Regions from separate parts of the Homo sapiens genome. Here regions 2 and 3 are each linked to region 1. The links are chromatin loops, found by intact Hi-C in ENCODE. Cell type or tissue: A673. All regions are shown on one strand. Links, peaks and the distances in the headings refer to the core of each region. The heading gives the core; the rest is flanking DNA.

Region 1 (8,435 bases), core at 285-8,284:
CCGTAAGTTGCAAAATCAAGTTATTTGTACTTATTTGCATAAGTGTTGCTCTCCCTAGATAAATCTGGCAGTGCTAATATAACCTAAGAATGTTGCATCAAATATAAATATTACAGTCATTTATTCTTATTATTGTGAATAATGTACAGGAAAAATAAACCTGAAAAATATAATTACAAAAAAAACGTTCAAAATTATTTGTGGCTTCAGCTTCTAAATATGGTAGAGTAACAGACTGAATTTATTTTCCCATCTTCAACACCTAGAAAATAAAATAAAATATATCAAATGATAATTTTCAAACGCTGGAAATAAAGAGAATGAGATTGAGAGAAGAAAAACAAATGAGTTGAGCCTTCTTATTGTGCCAGTGTATTGCCTGAAAGCAATTTCCAATCTAAGGGGTGGGAAAGGAGATTCCAAACAGCCCAGGACCCTTTGTGTTGTTGAGATAAAATGGAATTTGGGAAGAGCAAAGTGGCTGTAATTTGTAACAATAATGAAGAATATGTACTGAGAGAGAGAGAGAGAGAAAGAGAGAATGTCCAGAAAGCTTCAGTTTAATCCTTCCCTGGACATTTATTAGAAAAATCATGAATTTACCTAAAGTTGCAAAAGAAAACTACTGGGAAAGGGGGGCTGAACAATTATTATAGTTCACAGAAGCCTATATATTTGTTTGCTCACCAGCCAGAGAGAAAAGACCTATAATACAAGCAGCAGGAGTAGAGATTTTTAAAACGTAATGCATAAGCAGTGGGGCTAAAATAGTCCTAGATTAAAGGGTGCTCTGCATTTGTCATAAAAAACCTTAAGGGCAAGGCTCTAAAGAATGTATTAGATTTCTCATTCCACGACCAAATCAAAAAGTGTTTAAAGGAATACAACAAAATCTATCACCCTGCAATATAAAATACACATCGTACTCATCCAGTAAAAAATCAAATGTTCTATTAAATTGCATAGTTAAAATTTGCTTAAATGTTCTCAATCTAAAACAAAACAAAAAGGGTACTAGGTGAGGTGACATATTTTAACTAACTTCATAGTGGTAATCATTTCACAAAATATATGCATATATTAAATTATCATATTCCCCTTAAAACCATACAATTTGTCAGTTATACTTCAATAACGCTAATTTTTAAAATTCAAGTTTCAATACTACTTTCTGAGCAATTCAAAGAGCAATTAGAAAATCAGTAAGGTACAATAGAATCCAATAACACAATATTCTTGACCAAATAAATTGATATTTATGGAACACTACAGCAATTAGCAGCAGGTATGGATTACATTCAAGTGCAAATGCAACATACACCTAGTCTAAGCAATAAAAGTACCCACAAATTTAAAAGAAAAAAAAAAACTATGCAAAATATATTAGCTGACCCCAGTAAAATTAAACTAGAATCAATAGCAAACAATGTCTGAAAATCAAATATTTAGAAATTAAACAATGTATTTCTAAATAATCCACAGGTCAATAACAAAACCACAAGGGAAATGAGACAATACAATTGAATATAAATGAGTGCATAACATACTAATTATTGTGAGATGAAGGTAGAGCAGTTCGAAAGGGTACTTTATAGCAGACAAAGCAAGAAAGTTCTCAAATTATTGGTGTATGATTTGACTTTTAAAGACTAGAGAAAAAGGCTGGGTGCGGTGGCTCACGCCTGTAATCCCAACACTTTGGGAGGCGGAGGCAGGTGGATCACAAGGTCAAGAGTTCAAGATCAGCCTGGCCAAGATGGTGAAACCCCATTTCTACTAAAAATACAAAAATTAGCAAGGTGTGGTGGCGGGTACCTGTAATCCCAGCTACTCAGCAGGCTGAGGCAGAGAATTGCTTGAACCCGGGAGGCAGAAGTTGTAATGAGCTGAGATTGTGCTACTGCACTCCAGCCTGGGTGACAGAGCAAGACTCCATCTCAATTAAAAAAAAAAAAAAAAAAGACTAGAGAAAAAGAATAATTAAATAAAAAAACAATTAAAACAGTGAGAATAAATCAAATAGAAAACAGAAAAATAAGCCCAGGAAGCTCAAAATTGCTCTTTTTAAAGTTCAATAAAATTGCTAAATATCAAGTAGGATGGCCCCCTCCATATACATGCTGTTCAAACTTGCTGATGCCAGAATGTCCACACTTATCAGGAGTACTTTCTGCACAAACCATCAATATCTACCATGAAGAAACAGCTAAACTGTTGAGAAGAAATAAAGGGAAGACACAGATGACCAATCAGAATTTTAAAATAAAACAACAGTGCAGAACCCACAATATTTAAATGGTGAGAGAATATTATGAGCGATTTACTCAAATCAAGCAAACCACCAAAGCTCACTCATTAAAGAGCAACAAAAAAAACTAAATATTCCTATATTTAAAAGTAATTACATTTGCAGCAAAACTTTTCACAAAGAAACTCTAAGCCCATAAGATTGTAGTGGTAAATTCTAGCAAACACTTAAAAAAATACAAGTCTAGACAAGCTCTTCTGGAAAATAAAACAAGAGGGTACACATCTCTACTCCTTGTATGATGGAGTATTAATAAGATGCTTAGAATGGTTATTGCAACAAAATTACAAATAAATTACAAATATCTCTAAACATGGATTCAAAAATAATATCTCAAATTTAGCTTATTGAAGTTAGCCACATAAAAAGGTAACACATCATAACCAGGTTGAATTTGTCCTGGGAATACAAGGTGGTTTAACATTCATAAATCAATCATTGTAATTCACTCTAGTAAGAGACTAAAATATAAAAATATATAAGCATCACAATAGATTCAGAATAGATTTGTAAATGGCAATTATCAAAATTCAACACACATATTTTTGAAAAAGAAAACATTTCTTATCCAACTACATAAAGCACAACTCTATAACTTTCATCACATGTACAGGTGAATAACTAATTATTTTTCCCTAAGATCTTAAATACAGCACAATAATATCCATTATTCCCACTTCTAGAAAATATTTTAGTGGAAATCCTCATCAGAAAAATAAGAGAAAAGAAGAAAAAAGTAAAACTATAAGAAGGAAATAAAATATCTTGATTCAGATTATGAGACTGACGCGCTGCTGGCTGCACTAATAGGGCTCGTAAAATATCTTGATTGAAATGACTGACTAGACGTAGCCACAATACATCTCTTCCAGAGAGAGCAACCAAAATATCAAGTATACCTCACACTTTGAACAGATCTTTTGAGCAAAAGCATTGAAATCTGATAGGTAATGAAAGACACTGGAGATATACCTAATGTAAATGACGAGTTAATGGGTGCAGCACACCAACATGGCACATGTATACATATGTAACAAAACTGCAAGTTGTGCACATGTACCCTAGAACTTAAAGTATTTAAAAAAAAAAAAAAGAAATTGTGGTTGAAAAGGGAGGAAGAAGGGCAGCCTGTTTGGAGTCTTCAGGTGCCAGACTGGCCCCCAGACCAGGACTGGACCCAGGGTACAGATAAATGAAGAAATCCAGGGAACTACATTTCCACCGTGGACCTCTGAGATCATAGCTACAGGAGTTCCCATGAACCCTGCAGACCTCTGGACTGGCAAGAGGAGCTGCCTGGAGAACACACAGAGGTACTGCTTGAACTTGGTGGAGCCTAGAAGGCTTGGCTGTGAGAGGCAGCTGCAACAAAAGATGACTCTGGGCACTCATCCCCCAAGGCCCTACATCCTGCAATGAGTGGTTGCAGCTCATGCTGTTTTCCTTGCCAGAAAAGAGTGGGTCCAGGCATGCTCAGATGCCCCAGAAAGGACCTATAGCCATTGCCATGGGACCAAGGTGCATATGAACCAGGCACACCTTTCCCTGCCAACCCCTACCAAGGCTGCCTGCCTGGCTGTTCCCAGGGGAGTGGGGGCACCGAATTCCCTTCATTGTCCCATCTGAGTGGCCTGGGAGCAGCTTCCCCCTATCAAAGCTGGTGCTTGACCCCAATGGACAAGAGGACAAAATCGCTGGCCCAGTCCCAGTTCCTTAGGACTGGAGCACACCATCCAGGGGTATAGAGATGAGATTTATGGCCTAATCTTCAGCAAAGAAGGAGTTCCCACTGTTAGGACACAGAGAATAGTGTGACATGGGTTTGTGTGGTGGTATGGGAGCTGGGCGCCCTTCCATTAGTGAGATCAGACTGGGGACGATGTGGCTTGATAGTCCTTGTTTCTCCCCCAGGGAGTCCCATAGTCCAGAATGCCTGAAGTGGCTTAGTGATCTGGGTGTAGACAGTTTGGGACAAATCTAGCTGGTTGGGCCTGTTGCTGGGGCCAGAGGCTTGGAGAGAGACCCCTGGGTACAGGAACTGAGCTTATCACACTTCGTGGTCACCATTTAGGTTAAAAATCCCCAGGTTGCCACTCCTCCACTAAGTTAGATATGTGGCAAAGGAATAGCAACTTTGCCTCTCCTAGGAGGGTTGTTCCAGTCACCTGAAAGCTGCCGCTAAACTCCCAGCAAGATCAGTGCTTTCACCAGCCTTGGAGAGCCTAGTCATGAGCTTGTCCAACCCAGCCCCACCCAATTTGGCCCGATTCAGTCACCATGGTGGCAGAGTGTGAAACAGTAACCCTGGGATCCTCAGGTCCTACCCATTGCCAGGAACACCCAGGTACTTCCGGTAATCAACAAAGGCCAAGTAAATATTCCAATGCCAATATTGCAATTGCCTCTTGCCTGCAAGCACCACCTTGTGGCTGAGACGTTAACCTGCAGAGTCTGTCACAACTTCTGACGTATTTGTACAGCACTCAGCCAGCTCTCACCCACAATTGCCACCTACTGTCCAGTAGCATGTACTGCACAACCAAATATAATTTTTGCTGACAGAGAAAACGCTGGGAAAGGACACAAGCCTCCAGAGACCTCCACTACCTTTTTCCTGTAAAAGACAGTGAGCCTGACCACAAGTGCACCCCATCACTACTACAGCCACAAACAATTAACATTTAAGAAAGCCACTACACTATAGCTCTCTACAACCAAGGAATTCCAACAGACCCTTCTGGAGGATAAGGGTCTGTAGGAATTCCTAGAAGCAAAGCCAAAAGACCCTTTGCAGCATACACAATAGTTACATCCTCAAGGGTTGGGGAAGTGAATCCCACTCAAACAAAAATAAATTAAAAAATAAGAAGTAACGGTTTCTACAGGTGAGAAGAGACCAGCACAAGAATTCCAGCACCATGAAGAAACAAAATGTTGTGACACGCACAAACAACCACACTAGTTCTCTATTAATGGATGATAACCAAAATGAAAACTTTGAAATGACACATAAAGAATTGAAAATATGGATTGTAAGGAGCTCAAAGAGAACCAAGAGAAAGTTGAAAATCATCACAAAGAAATCAGAAGAGTAATGCAGGAGATGAAAGATGAGATAGCTATATTAAAAAATAGACCAAACAGAACTTTTAAAAATAAAAAATTCACTGAAGAAATTTCAAACACAGTTGAAAGCTTTAACAACAGACTAGACCAAGCAGAGGAAAGAATTTCAAAGGCTGTAGCCCAGAATTTAAAGTTAACCCCATCATACAAAAATGAAGACAAATAATTTTTTAAATGAACAAAGCTTTTGAAAAATTTGAGATTATGCTAATGGATCAAACTTATAACTCACTGGCATTTCTGAGAAAGAAGAAGGAAATGTGGAAAAGATATTTGGGGAAATAATTTAGAAAATATCCCTAATCTTGCTAGAGAGGTAGACATTCAGATATAAGAAATTTGGAGAACACCTGTAAGATACTATACAAAATTAGCATCACCAAGGCATATAGTTATCAGATTATCTAAGTTCTATGCTAAAGAAAAAAATCCTAAAGGCACCTAAGGAAAAAGACCAAATCACTGAGGAAGGTAATCCCATCAGACTAATAGTAAACTTCTCAGCAGAAACTTTTTCAAGACAGAAGAGATTGGGGGCCTATTTTTAGCCTTCTTTAAAAAAAAATTGCCAGACGAGAATTTTGCATCCTGCAAAACTAAGCTTCATAAATAAAGGAGAAATAAAATCTTTCCCAGAAAAACAAACCTAAAGGAAATGAAAGCACAATACTTCTGTTACCATAAAAAGCATATGTAAGCACATGTAAGTAAAAAGTTAACAGATTCTATAAAGCAATTATGCAATTGAAACTACAAAGCAACTAGCTAACAGCACTAGGACAGGAACAAAACCTCACATGTCAATATCAACTTTGAATGTAAATGGACAGAATACTTCATTTAAAGAATATACTATGGCAAATTGGATTTAATATATAAGACCCAATCAGGAGTTCGAGACCAGCCTGGCCAACATGGTGAAACCCCATCTCTATTAAAAATATAAGAATTAGCCAGGCGTGGTGAAGTGCATCTGTAGTCCCAGCTACTCAGGAGGCTGAGGCAGGAGAATTGCTTGAACCCGGTAGGCGGAGGTTGAGGTGAGCTGAGACCGTGCCACTGCACTCAATCCTGGGTGACAGAGCGAGACTCTATCTCAAAAATAATAATAATAATAATAATAATAATAATATACATATATGACCCAATCATCTGTTGCTCTCAAGAGACTCACCTAACCTGTAATGACACTCACATACTTAAAGAGACAGAGAAATACATGTCACACAAATGGAAACCAAAAAACAGCAGGGGTTGCTATTACTGTATCAGATAAAACAGACATTAAACGAACAACAGTTTTAAAAAAGACAAAAAGGGCATTATATTATGATAAAGACTTCAAGTCAACAAGATTTAACTATTTTAAATACATACACACTCAACACCAGAGCACCCACATTTATAAAACAGTTTCTACTGGACCTACAGAAAGAGGCAGGCAGCTATACAATAATAATGGGAGATTTCAACACCCTACTGACAACACTAGACAGATGATTGAGGCAGAAAACTAGCAAAGAAGCTTTGGGTTCAAATTGGACTTTTGACCAAATGGACCTTAGGCATCTACAGCACATTTCACCCAATGATGGCAGAATACATGTTCTTTACATCTATGCATGGAACATTCTCCAAAATTGACCATATGCTTGATCATTAACAAAGTCTCAATAAATTCCAAAATCAAAATCATATCAAGCATCTTCTCAGACCGCAGTGGAATAAAATTAGAAATAAACCCAAAAAGGAGCTCTGAAAACCACACAAATACATGGAAACTAAACAACCTGCCCCAGAATGACTTTGGGTAAACAACAAAATTAACGCAGAAATCAAAAACAAATTTTGAAATAAATGAAAGTAGAGGCACAGCACACCAAAACTTCTGGGATACAGCACAAATAGTGTTAAGAGGAAAGCTTACAGTGCTAAATGCCTATATCAAAATCAGAAAGGCCTCTTATTAACAACTTGATGTTGCACTTTAAGGAACTATGAAAACAAGAACAAACCAAACCAAAAGCTAGCAAAAGAAATGAGATAACAAAGATCAGAGCTAAACTAAATGAAATTGAGGCAAAAACGTCATGCAAAGGATTGATGAAACAAAAAGCAGGTTATTTGAAAGAATAAATAGAACTGATGATCTGCTAGCTAGATGAACCAAGAAAATAAGAGACTGGTTGGGTGCGATGGCTCATTCCTGTAACCCTAGCACTTTGGGAGACTGAGGCAGGAAGATCACTTGAGCTCAGGAGTTCGAGCCCAGCCTGGGCAACATGTTGAAACCCCATCTCTATAAAAAATACAAAAAAAAAAAAATAGCCAGGTCCAGTAGTGCATGCCTGTAACCTCAGCTACTTGGGCAGGTGAGACAGGAGGATTGCTTAAACTCAGGAGGTCAAGGCTGCAATGACCTGAGATCACACCACTGCACTCAAGCCTGGGTGACAAAGTGAGACCATGTCTCAAAAAAAAAAAAAAGAGAGAGAGAGAATTCAAATAAGCACAATCAGAAATGATAAAGGTGATGTGACAAATGATACCACAGAAATACAAAAGATCTTCAGAGACTACTGTGAACATCTCTATGAGCACAAGCTAGAAAACCTAGAGAAAATAGACACATTCTTGGAAACATGTAATTGCTCCTTATTGAACCAGGAGTACACTGAAATACCAAATGGACTGAATTAAGATTTATGAAATTAAATCAGCAATAAAAAAACCTATCAACCAAAAAATCTAAGACCAGATGGATTCACAGTCAAATCTACCATACATACTACGAATCTTACTGAACCAATTCCAAAAAATCAAGGAGGACAGATACTCATTTTATGAAATCAGTATCATCCTGATACCAAAACCTGATAAGAACATAACAACAAAAAATACTACAAGCCAATATCTCTGATGGACATAGATGCAAAAGTTTTCAATAAAATACAAACAAAATTTAGCAGCACATTAAAGAGATAATTCATCATGGTCAAAT
Region 2 (8,435 bases), core at 329-8,328, 1.1 Mb before region 1:
GCAATACCTGCATTCATGAGGGATCAGAATATGGCTATGACATTCTCTGAACCTGAATTGCTGTCCTTGGGCAGTTTATCGTTTCATTATCACATTCTGTAAGAAAGGCTAATATTCTTCTTGAGAAGTTAGGGGACACATTTGAACATATTTTCTATAAGATATAAATATGTTTTACATATTTTTATGCTAATTTTGCATATGATAAGATTTTATTGTTTCTTAAATACTGTATTTCTGATTATGTCAAACCTTGATTTTCTACTTATACCTTGAAAATCAAGTCTGTCAGACATATTCTGGCCTTATCTGGTAATCTATTCTTTATTTACCCATTGGCTCCCTATTACTCTTGTAGTTTCAGGAACCTCATTCTATTAAATTATTTGTTTTCCAATTTAAGACAACACCACTGAATTAGAGAATATTTGAGATGGAATGCACTAGTCTCCTCCATCCTGGATATAGACTCACACTAGGGGACACTAGTATACTTATGCCCACTGGTTTTCCAGAAATTTATTAATTATTCTCACGATTGAATTGTCTTCTCTTTTCCTTCATTCAATCCTATTCATTTCCCAACTGTTGCTCTTCTCATTCAGATGAGAATACTGTTTATTTATTCTGTTTATTTATTGAATACTGTTTATTTATGATTATCTCAAATTTGACTTCACGTCTTGATGCTTCAGCATCTGATTTCAAGATCTCATTTAACTTTTTCCATAATACATTTCTCTTAATCTAATTCTTTGGAACTCTCAACCCACTATTGTCAACTTCTAAGTAAACCAACTAGCTTGTCCAGTCTCTGATGAGAGGAGACTTTCAGCCTAAGAAAACATATCACTAATTCTCATTGTTGGAGGGGGAAACTGAACACCAGAGATGAAGCACCTTAATTAAAGTGAGGTTAGAGTCAAGACATAGTCAAATCTTTGGTTTTCTGACCTTTTTTTTCTCCAATCACGCTCCTCTAGGAGAGTAATCTTTAGTGTTACTATCATCAAAATGTATAATATTAAAATACTCCACCACTAAGAATGCATCTATCTCACGACCAGCCTGGCCAACATAGTGAAACCCCATGTCTACTAAAAATACAAAAAACTAGCTGGGCATGGTGGTGGGCACCTGTAATCCCAGCTACTTGGGAGGCTGAGGCAGGAGAATTGCTTGAACCCAGGAGGTGGAGGTTGCAGTGAGCCGAGATCGCACCATTGCACACCAGCCTGGGCAACAGAGTGAGACTTCATCTCAAAAGAAAAGAAAAGAAAAGAAAAAGAATGTATCTATCCATCTATCTAGCAAAAGTAAATACGGTAGCCACAAACGTGAATGTGTAATCTTTGACTAATATGGTTTGCTCTCAACAAGAAGGATATACATTCCTTTATTATTCTGCTGTACTGTTCTGGTTTCTGGGTAAGGTTCAGCCATCTAAATCCCTGATCACATTTCAGCAAACATTCTTGCCCTCACATGCCATCTAATAATAATGTTTATAACTCAGAAAGCAATATTCAACTCTAATCAGGGAGAATAGTAATGACATGTCCTAAAATTGTTGTGTATACACACTTATATAATGGAATAAAATAGTTATTCTATATATACGAATACATGATTCTCTGGCTATTTCAACTATGCTTTTATGCAACACTTAAATCAACTCTTTTTTTTCTGTTTAACAACTTCACTAATTTGAAATATAACTGAGAAAAAGAAATTCAATAATGAAATATTTCAAATATATTTAACAAGTAGTGAACAGAAGAGTGTGCTGTTGTCTTTCTCACCAATCCTATTCTTTAGCTGACCTTACTGTCAGTGGGTAGGTGCCTTTAATTTGAACAATAGGTATATTGTATATTAAATAGAGGGCAGAAAATGAGCAGAGTTAGAAACTGGTAAGAATTTCTCTTTTTGTGATTTGTGGACATAAGAGAGACAGACACAAATAGATAAAAAGTATGATCAATATTAGAGATAACCACTAGTTAAGCCAAAGAAACCGCTGTTGTGCTCTAAAATAGCTTCAAATTGTTTAAGCCTAAAAACTAATTCAAGCTCCAAACTTACATAAATGAGAATCAGGCTGAAAAGTCTGAGCAACCACAAAAGCTAGCATACTCTTCAACACACCCTTCAGATGTGGCTGAGAAGAAAAAGACAACAGAGAATCCATTAGCTGGAGGAGCAGGGGGCTCTGGAAATGTTTACCAGAGATCAGACTCAGGTCTAATAAAACAACTTTCTCCAATCTAAGGGAAGAAGGCCTGGTTTTTGTATGTTGGAGATTGGAGAAGGAGAGACAATTTGTCTTTTTAATGTGTTTGCCATTGGACTTGCTTCTGAACATCATGGAGAAATCTACACAAAACCAAGTGATTCTGGACTTTAAGCTGGATAGGACTTCAGGTTTTCTCCTTACAAAAGAGTGTCAGCATATTCTACGCATAGCAAGAAATGTGCAAATGGATATTTGATTACCAGTAGGCAAACTAAGGCAGAGAATGTTAGCTGTCACCATATTTTTTTTCCTCCATGGTCCTATTTCTACCCTGCCTGTGGTCATGGGACTGAATTTTGGCTCAGTTCTAGCGGAAATGCTATAACACTTGCAGGCCATTTTCGTTTCTCTGATTGATTGGAATGAGTGATGTTTGGGAACCATGGAAGTTGCATGTTGAAGATAAAAAGGTGTTAGCCTGGCTTCCCAAAGGACTATGTAAAGGACATCATTAATCTAAAGTGTTATTTAATAAAAAACAAAACTGTTTGGTATTTAACCACCTGTTATTTTGCAGTCCACTTGATATTGTAACATATTGAGGACCCATTGTCCTATTTTTTTGGCAAAAAATGGGGCTTTTGCCTCTAATATAGTACCATGATCTATGGGATTAAAATCAATGTCAAATGTGGTCATATCTTATTAAAACATTGTAGATTATTTGCTTAGAAAAATACCAAAATTTTTCTTCTCTGTTTCCATTAAAATGTAAGAAAATAATATAGTTTTTGAAGCAGGAGCTCTTTAAGAATTCAAAGAACTTGGAAAACAAGCCATTTCCCACAGTTTTAGGCTTAACGGGGATATAGAACATTTCAATATTTCTAATTAAACCGACAGAGTAGGTGATGATAACATCTGTTTTTCTGTAATAAAACCTATTGATGTTGCTGACCTGAATGTTTCTTATCTGCAATAGACAACAAATGAAGATAAGCCAAGTTTAAAAGGAAGAAAATGGAGAAAATGTCACCACCAAATAGCTAGTTTTATAAGTTTAAGATTAATTACTCCCCTAGATTTTTTTCAAGAAACTTTTATTTAACAAACATTAGTTCAATGAATCAATAGGAATATTTCAGAGTGTTCAAGAGATATTTGAATACAGATAAGAAATGTGCTACAGTTGTCTCTTGTATCTCTCAAAAACATATTCTGGTAAAAGATTTAGTCTCCTCAATTGAACCCAATTTTTAAGTCGCAAGTAAATGGAAATTTTAACCCATTTGTACCCACTCGAACATTTTTCAACTTTTGTTTTTGGTGTGTTCGTCAAAGACAGGGAAAAATAAAAATAAAAAGCTTAGAGGAATAACTAGATAACACTGCTAATCATACATGCAGTAATTGAAATGGAGCCACTTTCTGTCTAACCCTCAAAAACCGACCAAAAAAGTACACCCTTAAGAAATAAATCTAGCTCTAATAAACAAAGTGGTTTGCAATGTTTGAAATTAAAGAAGCTTTTTTTTAAAATACAGAAACAAATGTTTCATAAAAATCAGTCTTGTTTCTAATCAGAGGATTGAATCTGTAATCATCGCCAACTCCTGCAGTTTGACTATAAGATGAAGGCAGTGTCAACAGATGTGTCTAAGCAAAACAAACACACGAAGAGCTAGTCCTTTTAAACATCTCAGAAGTAAATTAAGCATGAAAAACATAATGCTAACTTAACTTGTAATTGTGACAATCAGAACCAAAAATTATATCCAGGCTGGGCAAGCAGCACGTGCTCTTCCGTCTCTGTAATGATGCTGTTTATTTTCTCATTTTTATATTTTTTTCCCACTAAAGCAAATATTTCATATAGCGTTTGTATTCTTTTTATTACTATCAGGTTTGCATTCGGTTTCCACAATATTTAATTTCTACACAAGATTGTCTTGTCTTTTGACCTTTTGGGATGGATTGCAAGTAAAAACAGTGTTTGAAATGGGTAATTTATGCAAAAAATGAGGAATATGGAGGTCGGCCACTAGGGGGAGAGCAAATACAGTTCTGTGATAGCTGGAGAAAGGGAACTAACATGTTATTGAGTCTACTTTCTGTGGTCCTTGAGGTTTGCCATTTTTACATATGTTATTAATAATTATGAAATTCTTACAATAGCTTTGAGGGTAGGAGTCATTTACCCTATTTAAGGCTAACTAGCTTTTATGATGCTCCAGAATGTTGTGATTAGTGCAGCAGAAAGAGTTAGCAAATGCTGGAGCTTAAATTCCAATCCAGGCATATATTCTTACTCCCTAGCCAGAGTTGCTGGTATTTTCTGATAATAGCAGGGAGAAATTGAAAAACATGATGACAACAGTGGGGGAAAAAAAGAGTTCTTGTTATTTCCATTGTTTTCTGACACCTCCTCCCCAACACACGCATGTAAACATCTGCACACACATGTACTTGCACACGCCCACACTAAGACCAGTGATTCTCTGTGTGAGTGAGACCCACCAGAAATGGGCAGGGAGGAAATCACTAGAGGTGGGATCAGGAGTAGTAACCTGCAAGCCACTGGCCAGAGTCTTCCATTGTGAGTGATCCCCTGATAGAAATGGGGTCAACATTGAAAGTCAGAGCAGACAGGAGCAGAGGTGAGAAGACATGCTCAATTTTCTGCAATTGTGAGAGAAGCAGAGATATTTTTGACAGTTGAGGATTTGGATACATTTAGCTTCCATTACGCCTTAGATATTTTTAATGTTTGTGGTTTTGTTATAATCTTGCTTTAACAATGTCTATAAATGTGTAGTTTTAAGTTGTTTAAAATGTTATCTTTTTCAAGTTATGTTGGGTGAAATTCAATGTTAAATGAGGTGGTATATCAAATTATTGTCACCTTGTAACAAAGCTTGATGGATAAAGGTCAATTTGCTATGGAAATGTTCTAAACATTTTCTCTATTAGAATACCAGGTTTTCTTTCAGTCTTCATGTAGGAAAGAGATAAGGATACATCTGACATCTTACATTTGACAATAGCTAACTTATTTTTCCCTAGGTTGTGCCACGTTAGATTACAGAAAGTTTTCTAGTTACTGATTATAACTGGAATTATTTTTATTAGGCATAAATTAATTTTAAAAAACTAATTTGAGTGTAGTTTCTTTAGACTTCAGAGTAACCTGACAGCCATCTGAAAGTTAAAGAAATTAAAAAAAAAAACCTGATATCTTGTATGTTAAAAAGAGAACATCTGCTTCCAGAGAATGCATTTGTGATACCACTATTATAGAGTATTATAGAGACAAAGGTTTAAAAAGTATGTAGCATTTCCAATACAATAATACTCTTCTTAACTGTGTAAGAGAAAAGTTTAATTAAATAAGAAATAATAATTAAATAAGAATTAATAGATAAAGAATGTTTTTGCTGTTTTCTTATTGTCTTTCTAGACATCTGGAATGTTGCAGATCAAATTCTGTTACAAAAAATGCTAAGAAAGTGTATTATCTGCTATCAGAATGCACACATACACATTTTTTAAAACAAAGCAAAAGATAACCACCAGCTGATTTCGAGCTTCCTTATTTCAAAAAATATTTAATGTAAAAATAATTTCAGTACAGCAAGATTTTGCAAACAATCTATATTATTCACTGTATAAGGGTCAATAAGCGTAACTCCAGTTCTATATCCTTTCTTCATTTGCTGTTGTATAATAGTGCTGATGCTTAAATATAGTATAACCTTATTTTCTTTTTAATTTGGAGATGTATTGATGTTCCTGTGATAATCACATCTCAATAATCACAAAGCCATGATTGACTACTGCTAGATGCCTTTGGCATATTAGGTAGATTATCTTGCTCAGCATCTGTTCCACTTCCTAGTGTTCTGCCTTATGTACTATACAGATAAAAAGCTACAGACTGCATTTCCAGGACTACCTTGCAGCAAGAGTTCTGGATGTGTTTTGGTCCTATTAATCAGGTATACTCATATAAGATTTGAATTCAGAACTAACCTAAGTAGAGAATGGTGCCTAACGTCAGTTTGGCTAGTGAAGTGTAGCTGTGGAACTATTTATCCTGGTGGAGCGTCTTTATTTTTGGATCACAGCCCACAGTGTCTTCTCCATACTGGCAACAGTAGTGGTGGTTTTCTGATCTCCAGATTCCAGCTGAGTTTGCGTGATCATAAAGTCAGAATGTGGGAGAGCAGCATCCTGCTTTAGTTTCCTGATTTTGTCAGAGGCAGAGTAGTGGTCAATTCTGTGATGTGATTTTGAAATTATTCAAGTAGGCCCAATCAACAGTCTCCTTTTCCGGAACTTCCAATGATCTTGTTAGCACTTCGTTTCTTCTATCAAATAACTTTCTGCATCCAATAGAGCAGGTTCTGTTAGCTGCAAACAAACCCCAGTTGGTATTGGCACTTTCACAACAAAAAGGTTAAGTGATAAAATGAGAAAAAATCTGAAAAGAACTTCTGAAGTCTTTTGCACAAATTACATGTCAGAATAGAGTATCAGTTAAAATTGATAGAGAGTGAGAGAAAGAGAGAGAGAGAGAGAGACAGAGAGGATACATAGATTACTTCATCCCAAGAAAAATGCTGCATCTGGGGACTAGAACAGAGTAAGGAATTTGAAAGGATTTAGGAGGTAAATCTGAATCTACTCAAAGGCAAGCATTGTTTGGTCTCTGCAGTCTAATTTCAGTTATCTAGGAAAGCAAACTCTCTGCCTACTTATCACCTGTTTTTGAAAGTAAAAAAAGACCCTGTAATATTTCTCTCCACAAAAGAATGAGTATTTTTCTAATCAGTACTTTTTTGTTTTGTTAAGATAAATCTGCAAAGCATTAGTCTAAAGTTATTGTTTTTTAAATCTTAGGATCACAGATTTGGGAATTCCCTCAGGTGGTCTCTGACAATCTGAAATTAAAGGCAATATGTTGCATATGTAAATATGAAAAATTTTCAAGTGAGTAGGTAATATCCTAATGTAGGTGATCTCTAGACACTCAAAAGGTCTCATGGTCAGAAGAAGACTGAGAACCAAACGGGATTCTGGAGACCACGCATAAAAACCCTATTCTCTACATTATAGTCATACTTCCTACGTACAAGTGAAAATTTCTGTGTTCATATGGTATTGCATTTAATTTTTATTATAATTTTGTATAAAGCATTCGTAATCATTGGATTTTCACAATAACCTTATGGCACAAGTATTTTATTTCTATTCTATGTCCAGTTTAAGTTAGAAGGCCAAATATTTGCATTTATTTAGTTGTTACTCAGTAGAGCCAGATTTGAAATTATAACAGTCATTGATTTACTCAAATATAAACATGACTTAAATTTGTGGAAACCTATAGAATTATTTTCTGTGATTTGCCATAACTGGTTGTAATTATTTTTAAAAAATTTCAATCAATAAAATAATTGCCTGATAGCCTAATGTGGGTGAATCTCATAATGTTGAGTGAAAACAGAGAAGCATAGTATATAATTTTATTTATGTAAATTTCAAAACAAATCTACAATGTTTCCTTTGAAATGAAGGTGGCTGGTCATATTTAGCAGGGGCTTAAGAGGGCTTCCGTGGCATCAGTAATGTTTTAATCTTTACCTGTTTTTTGCTAAATGGCTTTGTTCTTTTTAATGATGATTTATTTCACTGTGCATTAATGATTTATACATTTTTTATTTGTTTGTGTTGTACTTCAATGAGATTTATTTTTCAAATTCCTAAATAAGAAAGTTATTTTTATTTAGATGCTCCAAACATTATCCTCAAACACTACATTTATATTAACTACTTGGTCAAGCTCTGTGGTTTCCCCTTTCTTTCACGATGTTTTTCTTTCTACCTTAAATCCCTTTAATATTCTTCCTGGAAGGATCATTTATGTTTAATTACTTTTGAGGTCACACCTACTATTCTAAGAAAAGAAGTCCCTTAAGACATTTGATCTGGGCATTTGTTAAAGGAAGCCTATGGGCCTGCTTATAGGCCAGGTAGAATGTGGGAGGTAACAGTATTCTGAATTGATCTTTCATTTATTTGATCTTTTATTCATTTGGCATTTGATCTTTCATTTATTTGGCATCATCCCCATCATTTCCAAGGCTTAAAAATTCTATAAAATTGATTTTATACTTCTGTGTTCAGACTTTTTTTTGTCACA
Region 3 (8,435 bases), core at 329-8,328, 1.0 Mb before region 1:
GAAGCGGTAAAGATGTAGAAAAACCAGAACTCTTCTATGTAGTTTACGGAAATGTAAACTTGTACCACCACTTTGGAAAATTTAGTAGTCTATTAAAACGTGAGGCCGGGCGCGGTGGCTCAAGCCTGTAATCCCAGCACTTTGGGAGGTCGAGGCGGGCGGATCACGAAGTCAGGAGATTGAGACCATCCTGGCTAACACGGTGAAACCCTGTCTCTACTAAAAATACAAAAAATTAACCGGGCGTGGTGGTGGGCGCCTGTAGTCCCAGCTACTCGGGAGGCTGAGGCAGGAGAACGGCGTGAACCCGGAAGGCGGAGGTTGCAGTGAGCCACGATCGCGCCACTGCACTCCAGCCTGGGCGATAGAGCAAGACTCCGTCTCAAAAAAACAAACAAACGAAAAAAACGTGAAGGCTGGGTGTGGTGGCTTACACCTGTAATCTCAGCACTTTGGGAGGCGGAGGTGGGTGGATTACTTGAGGCCAGGTGTTTGAGACCAGCCTGAGGAACATGGCGAAACCCCGTCTCTACTAAAAATACAAAAATTAGCTGGGCTCTGGGGTGCACGCCTGTAATCCTAGCTGTAGTCCCAGCTATTCGGGAGGCTGAGGCACAAGAATTGCTTGAGCCCGGGAGGCAGAGGTTGCAGTGAGTCGAGATTGTGCCACTGCACTCCAGCCTGGATGAGAGACTGAGATGGCTGTCTCAAAAGAAAGTCAAACACACACCTACTATAAGATGTGTTTTCATTCCTAGATGTTCACCTAAGAGAAATGAAAGTGTACGTACACTGAAATACTTTTATGCAAATGTTCATAGTTGCTTTATTTGTAATAGTCATAAATTGAAAACAAACCAATGAAGAGTTCACACTCTTCATTAAAAATTTACATTTTTAAAAATTGGGATATATCCGTATAATACTACCAAGCAATAAAATGAATGAACTATTTATATACACTATAACATGGGTAAATAGTAAAATAATTATGTAGAGTACAATAAGTCAGGAAAAAGAATATGCTAAATGATTTTATTTATACAAAGGTCTACAAAATGACAACTAGACTGTAGTGATAGAAAGCAGATCCCTTGTTGCTTGGGGATGGGAGAGTAAGGGTAGGAAGGAGTGGGAAGATAGAAGTACAAAGGGTCAAATTGGAAAATGATGGACAGTTTCATCATCTTAACAGTAGTAATGGTTTTAAAGGGCATATATGAGACAAAACTTTTCAAAACATACACCTTAAATATGTGCAGTTTATGGTATGTTTTATTTATTATAAAGGGATATGGGTAAACAGAATTGAAGGAAAACAGCAGTCTATAAGAGAGATTGGATATGGTATCCATGGGCCATGGTGACTTAGTATATTAGTGCTATACTAAGACAACCAATCTGGGGACATGGAAGAACTCCTATTGCAGATATCAGGGGACCTGCGGATATCTTTTGTTTGTGAAAATGGAAGATTGGCTCATAGTGAAGAAACTTCAAATGATTTAACTTCCTTTTTTTTTTTTTGTCATTAGCAAATTGTCTACCTGAGATTTAGAAGTATCCTATTTAAACAAAAATAATTCCCAGAACTTTTAGTAGTTGCCTGGGACCAATTTTATTTCTTAAAAGCAGCCATTCAATAAATAAATACTAATTATATTGCAGATTTATGATTACTTAGATAATATGCAGAAAGATTATTCTTTTACCTGATTTCACAGAATAAAATATACATTTTGTTTTGCTTTCACAATAGAATTTTTGCTTTACATAGAGGTCACTTAGAAAAGGGATTTTAAGCTTTATAATCTGACAGAATGGATTGTTAAAACAAAGAACAAAGAAAATATATTACCCAATGAAAGTTTTCTGTTGTGTTGTAATATAAAGTGTTTTATTTTAGATATATAAATTGTCATAGGCCATGTTAATAAATTTCAAATGATGTAGCTATTTTCTTTGATACATAAGTTTAGAATTTTCTCAAAGCAGTCATATGCTTAGTGTATACAAATTGATTGGCAGCTAAGGTAAAACAATCCTTTCCATCCTCATTTAATTAAAAACTCTGGACCATCTCCTTTTCAATATACTAGGTTTCCAGATTTGTGCTGAATGCTTCTACCTATTTAATCAATATGATGTCAAATACTGAAATATTTGTTTTTTTACCTATGTGTTATTTGTTTACTGTATTCTCAATTTTTTATCTGGATTTTTTGGGTGACAACTACACAGAGCCCAAGGATGGTTAAGACTGAGATTCATAAATCTAACTTTCTTTTTCTTTGTCACAACTGACAGTAACCTTGAGGAAATCATTTAATCTCTTTGTGCCTCCATCACTTCACTATAAAACTTGGATAATGATACTTATCTCACTGGATAAGAAGGAGATGTTAATGTTTGTAAAGACTTAGAGATCTTTAGATAAAGTAAACTAGCCCAGAATTGCTAACATAAAGAAATCATCATTGTTACATTCCTTCCTCTACTAATTTCAAGGTATATGTAAATGGATCATTGCAAGTACTTCATTAATGCTACTTTATTTAAATCAGTCACTGAAAATGTAATATAGTAGATACAGAAGGATTTTGGTGTAATAGATATAAATTGCTCCATTAAAACGAATAAACTTCCTTTTTACCTGCCACTCTTTAGGGACAATATTCTCATATAAATAAATATACTTTTATAGAATATACCTTAGCATCTACCTTACATAGATATAGAGAATCACAACTTTGAATTGTTCTTATTTCTCAATTTCCACTATTTTAAAATTAACTAAATATTAAGTATTGAAATATATAATCATCCAGAATCTTTGAACTATACACTTCATGTTTTCTCGAATTGTACGTTACTTTTATTCAGATGATATCATCTAGTCCAAATAAAGGTGTGTGTGTGTTAAGAAACGTGTCTCAGGAGATAACAATGATAAACTGTACAGAGCTTCTACACTCAATGATGCTACATTATGGTGAAAAACACAATCACATCTGATACAGATGCTGAGAAGATGTGATAATCTAGTACAAACTAAAAATAAGGAAGCCACAGGAAAAGACTGATTTTGGCCAGGGATCTGAGAAAGCTTTATGACCATGAAGTGAATTTAAGATGGGTCTAGAATAATAAGTGTTTAGGATGGGTTTTGGGGAGGAAAATACAGGACGTCAAAAGATGTCATTTCAGGCAGAGATGACAATTTTAGCTGTCGAGTCAATGGGGATTATAGGATTCAAGAATAGCAGAGGCCAGATGCAGTGCATAATCATGGCAGTGGGTGAATGCAACACTGGCAATGAGCGGCAAGCATAGAATGGCCAGGAGGCGGCAGTAACACACAAGAATATGTGGGGAGGGCTAGTAAATCATTTTGTTATTAGAGGTGAGAGAGATGGGTAGTCAAGGAGAGTGTTACTTGATTAAACATCAGAAATGATCAACAGCAGGTGAGCAGAAGGCTGATGTCAGTCACCATAGTGGAAAATCATGATCCGCTCTCCTGATGTTGCAACAGATCTTCCAAAGGCTGTTGGATATAAGTCAGAAACCTAAGTACTACCAATGGTAAAAGAAAAGTGATGATGGCCCTCCATTAGAGAGAAGGAACACAGAGGGCAGGTGATAAATGGACCTTGCCCGAAGTTTGCCTCATAGAAAGTCTAATGGATGTGAGCACAATTCTGTGGTCATTTCTCTGGTCATGGGTTTGTAATAAGAATAATTATAGTTAAAAGCTGGCAGATCCTCCCACTGGCTCTGTATAATGTAAGAGCTTCACTTCACTGTAGGGAAGGCCAAGTAGAAGCCTGTAAAATTGTACTCACATTCTTGGCTCAAATAAAAAGTCAGAGGCAATATAATATTTCAAGTTGAATGGCAGTGATTAATGTTTTTCTCAAAGATTTAAAGAAATTAGATGTGGTAGTCTCATATCACAATTTAATTCACCAATATGACCTCTGGTTCAGCAAATGACAGAAATCCCTTTTTAACATAACAGTTAGTTTCAATCATAGCTGATACTGGCATCACAGCCACAGTTGATGTAAATTTGATACTAGAACAAATCGACAAAATCTCTAGGACTTACATGCAACTATTGATTCCTTGAATGTATTTTTTCATCACTGTGGTGAAAGAAAAGTAGAACATTGCATTCCTATGGAATGGACAGCAATATACTTTCATTATTTTGCATCATCACTATAATTATATTCTTGCTCTTTGTCACAATACAGTCCAAAAAAACTTCCGATCATCTGCATATTCGGTCAAACCTCAAATTGTTCTCTCACATTGATGACATCATCTTCTTTACATATCAAAACCAGGAAATTGAAATAACTCAGGTAAATAAGACACATGAGCACTATATGGTACAAAATAAATCCTACAAAAATGCAGGGGACTAGCTTATCAGTGAATACTGTAGAAGCACAATGTTCTAGCATGTCCCATCCAAGGTAAAGGACAGTTATTACTCCTGGTAACTCCCATCTCTAAGAAAGATGCATAGTGAATAGCGGGACTCTGAGGAGTTTGAAGACATCAATTCAGCTTTTAGAACAAATTCAGGTTTTAGAACAAAGAGTATCTGTGGTAAAACCAGAGTACCACATGACATTTCTGGCAATTACCAAGGAAAATTCTAAGAATATAGTGTCCCCAGGTTGCTGGTCCAAGGCCATGCCCTCTGTTGCAGATAACTATTCCCCTCATTCAAATGCCAACTTCTGGTATGCAACGCGTCCCTTATAGAGACCTTATATAAATATGTACATATGCATCTATTAAGGGATACAGGCACTGTTTCACAGGAGACTACGAGGCAAAGAAAGTCATATGATTCTGGTATACTATACTTGTAGGGAAAATCACTTATATGAGACGTGGTTTCTGTTACATCCTGGGGACAAGTAAGTGTATATGTAGAAAACAGGGTGTTCACTATGGTCCTCCTTTTCCATGCTCAGTTAGTATAACTATAATGTGACTAAAGCAACAATGCTTGAAAAGAGCATGATAACAAAGGGTCAGCCTCCTTTGGCAATTAAGATCCGGGTTACTCCGCCGAGCAATCAATTTAGGAGAACGGAAATGCTCGTAAAGGATAAGCAACATTTTGAATGAGTCGTATGGCAGTGATAAGTATGTTCTTATACAGCATAAGCAAATCTGTTCAGTGCAAGGAATAAACTACAGAAGACAATTATGATCTCCTTCCCATATCTATTTGGGCTTTACCAAATTATACACACTAACCCATCTCCCAACTGGCTCAGTTTCCCTGCAATTAGACCCATTATGTCTACATGCTGGGAAGGACAAAAGTGCTGAAAATTAACATCCAGCCCAGGAGTAACCCTCAGCCAATGACTAAAGGGAACTGGTGCACAAATATCCCAGGTCCCTCATTCTGTGGGAGAAAAAATAGTGCAGTACAATCTTTGCTGACTCCCAAATTTCTCCAATCTTACTTTCTTATTTTTTACAGGTGTTCCCTGATTTTATCTCCTAATGAAACTTATTATTGTTTTTAGGTTGGCTGCTAGTGTAACAAAAACTACAAATATACACTTAATTATTGAAGGGAATTTGTTACAGGTTAATGGGAAAGTGGTCTTGAGACAACAGTTATATTACAGAAAAACTTCTTTGTAGTTTTGGGTGAGTTTACATGTGATTCCTTTGGTAGAAGTCAGGAGCAGAACCCAGTCTTCTTATTTTTGGGGGAGTATAGGGCTCTTTTTACCATAATACAATGGCTTCCTCTTTGGGGGGCATTAAGCAAAAGAAAAGTAATTTGTATTCACACTAAAATATATCAATCCAAAGATAAAATTATATGACAAGGACCTCACTCATTAATATTCTTGTGTTAAAATTTTTGCTAATTTTCCTTTTGCATTATCTTTGATAGGTTATTCCACTTTAAAATGGAACTTTACTCCTTTACTTATTTTTCCTTACAGTTATGATGCCTAGGTACTTGAGGGTACTGGTGATAAGGTAGTGAACCATAAGGAACACTATCCCTGCCCATTTTAAAGTATAGTGGGGAGACAGATATTAATAAAAAAAAAATCCAGCCAGGCGTGGTGGCTCACGCCTGCAATCCCAGCACTTCGGAAGGCTGAGGCGGGCGGATCACGAGGTCAGGAGATCCAGACCATCCTGGCTAACACGGTGAAACCCCGTCTCTACTAAAATACAAAAGCTTAGCCGGGCGTGGTGGTGGGCGCCTGCAGTCCCAGCTACTCGGGAGGCTGAGGCAGGAGAGTGGCGTGAACCCGGGAGGCGGAGCTTGCAGTGAGCCGAGATCGTGCCACTGCACTCCAGCCTGGGGGACAGAGCGAGACTCTGTCTCAAAAAAAAAAAGAAAAAAAAAGAACAGTAAGTAAGTAAGTAAGTAAATAAATAAATAAATAAATAAATAAATAAATAAATAAATAAAAATTTAAAAAATCCAAACACTTCAATGTGTCTATGAATGTGCTCCTAGAAGCACTGGGAGCATAAACTGAGAAATAAGATCTAGTCACAGGTTTCAGGTAACTCTCTGAGAAAGCACCACTTGGAATGAGGTCTATACGATGAGTCTAATTTACTAACTTGAAGGGAAGTAGAGTCTAGGCATAGAAAAATATGTGTAAGGACACCTTAGCAGAAAAGAGTAGAAAACTTTTGAGTAAGTGCCAGAATGCCTGTGTGAGTGGAATGTGAAGGAAAAGGGGATGCTTGATAACAAATACAGGTGGCGAAATAGGCTAAGATCTTTCAAAGAACTGAAAGCCAAACATAAGTAATGGAGAGGAGAGGGTTGGGGTAAGACCAACAGGTTTGGATTTTACCATGACCAGTTTGGCTAAAATGTAGATACGGAAGTGAAGGCATTGAGAATGGATGACATTGATAAAGAAGCCATTATAGTCTAGATGAGATATGATTTATTGATCCAAAATGATGATATTAAGGAAAGAATGTAATTTTCACGTTTAACGATATTTAGAAGGAAAAATTAATGGGACTTCCTGATAGATATTAAATAGTAGGAATTGACCTGTAGAAGAAGATGAATAGCTCAATACTGTAAGAAACTCTGGAATATAACAATATTTGAGAAAAAACTTATCAATTAAACCCAGGCATATCAGTCCTGAAAAACCCTTGAGAAATCTAAGTAATACTGTGGAGTAAACAGTGACTTGAAATAGCTGTAGTTCAGAAAAGTCTGGCTCAAAATTATAAATCTGGGAAGAATAAGTAAATGCATATATTGTACATGAAGTTCTATGTAAATGAGAAAAATTATAGGGTGAGAAAGCAGATGACTTTAGGATGATCTTCTACTGCCTTCTTGAATCACTCCTTTCCCTTTTTTATGACATATTTTTCTGATTTTCTATCACATTTCAGGCTACTGCCCCTTAGTCTGTTTTTTAAGTTTATTTGATACAACTGCTATTGCTATGGATGATGATGACAAAGGCAAGTATCATAAAAATTATAATATAAATAAGGACAGTTAATATATATGAAAAGGTTACTTTTTATAAAAAAATCAAAGTGTTTATATGAGTTAACAAATTCAGTCCTTATTACTACATATGAGGTAGTCATCTTCATTTTATTCCCACTTCACAAATAGAAAAGATGAGTCATAGTGTGTTTAATAATTTTCCATGACTACAGAGTAGAAAGTGGGAGAGACGCAAAGCCAAACATTTAGTTCCAGAAACTTTACTGTTAATCACTGTGCTGCACCAATGGAATAAGCATTCTTTTTGGGTATACATTAATCATTTAGCAAGATGTAATGAGTGATAAGGCAAATCTCAATAGATTTTTAAAGATTCAAATTATCAAAATTCTCTGGCCATAACAAAATTAGACCAGAAATCCATTTTTAAAAGATACTGTGAACAATAATCAAATATTAGAAATTTTATAACATGCTATAAAATAATCAATGTGTTAAAAAATTACAGGAACATTAGAAAACATTTTGAACTAAATGAAAAAGAAAAATACAATATATCAATGTTTGTGTATGGCAGCTAACATAGTACCTAGAGCGATCTACAGCATTAAATCTTTATATTGAAAAAGAAAAAAACAAGGCCGGGCACGGTGGCTCACAGCTGTAATCCCAGCACTTTGAGAGGCTGAGGCAGGCCAAATCACAAGGTCAAGAGATTGAGACCATCCTGGCCAACATGATGAAACCCTGTCTCTACTAAAAATACAAAAATTAGCTGGGCATGGTGGCATGCGCCTGTAGTCCCAGCTACTCAGGAGGCTGAGGCAGGAGAATCGCTTGAACTCAGGAGGCAGAGGTTGTAGTGAGCCGAGATTGCACCACTGCACTCCAGCCTGGTGACAAAGTGAGACTCTGTCTAAAAAAAAGAAAAAAA

Evidence for each region. Hi-C counts contacts between places; a loop is a spot of excess contacts. Peaks named below come from ENCODE experiments on the same cell type or tissue, not always from the same donor. Only the 100,000 strongest peaks of a DNase experiment are listed, where the experiment ranks them.
Region 2: a loop joins it to region 1, with 4 times the contacts of the local background. A loop is called at or near these places in 6 of 110 quality-filtered maps.
Region 3: it touches region 1 in a loop (2.5-fold over the local background); 3 of 110 quality-filtered maps call a loop at or near these places.

The regions. Positions count from the first base shown.
Region 1 is chr12:16,936,351-16,944,785 of GRCh38, reverse strand. All of the region lies in intron 3 of LOC105369677 (a long non-coding RNA gene), which reads left to right. Among named protein-coding and RNA genes, the nearest start is that of LMO3, 330 kb to the right of the region's middle. In A673, for the core only: a CTCF peak has its summit at 4,751 (motif pointing left); a DNase peak (open chromatin) is centred at 4,765; H3K27ac peaks cover 510 bases.
Region 2 is chr12:17,988,086-17,996,520 of GRCh38, reverse strand. No RefSeq gene overlaps it. Among named protein-coding and RNA genes, the nearest start is that of RERGL, 98 kb to the left of the region's middle. In A673, for the core only: a CTCF peak has its summit at 4,271 (motif pointing right); a DNase peak (open chromatin) is centred at 4,290.
Region 3 is chr12:17,971,309-17,979,743 of GRCh38, reverse strand. No RefSeq gene overlaps it. Among named protein-coding and RNA genes, the nearest start is that of RERGL, 110 kb to the left of the region's middle. In A673, for the core only: a CTCF peak has its summit at 3,330 (motif pointing right); a DNase peak (open chromatin) is centred at 3,333.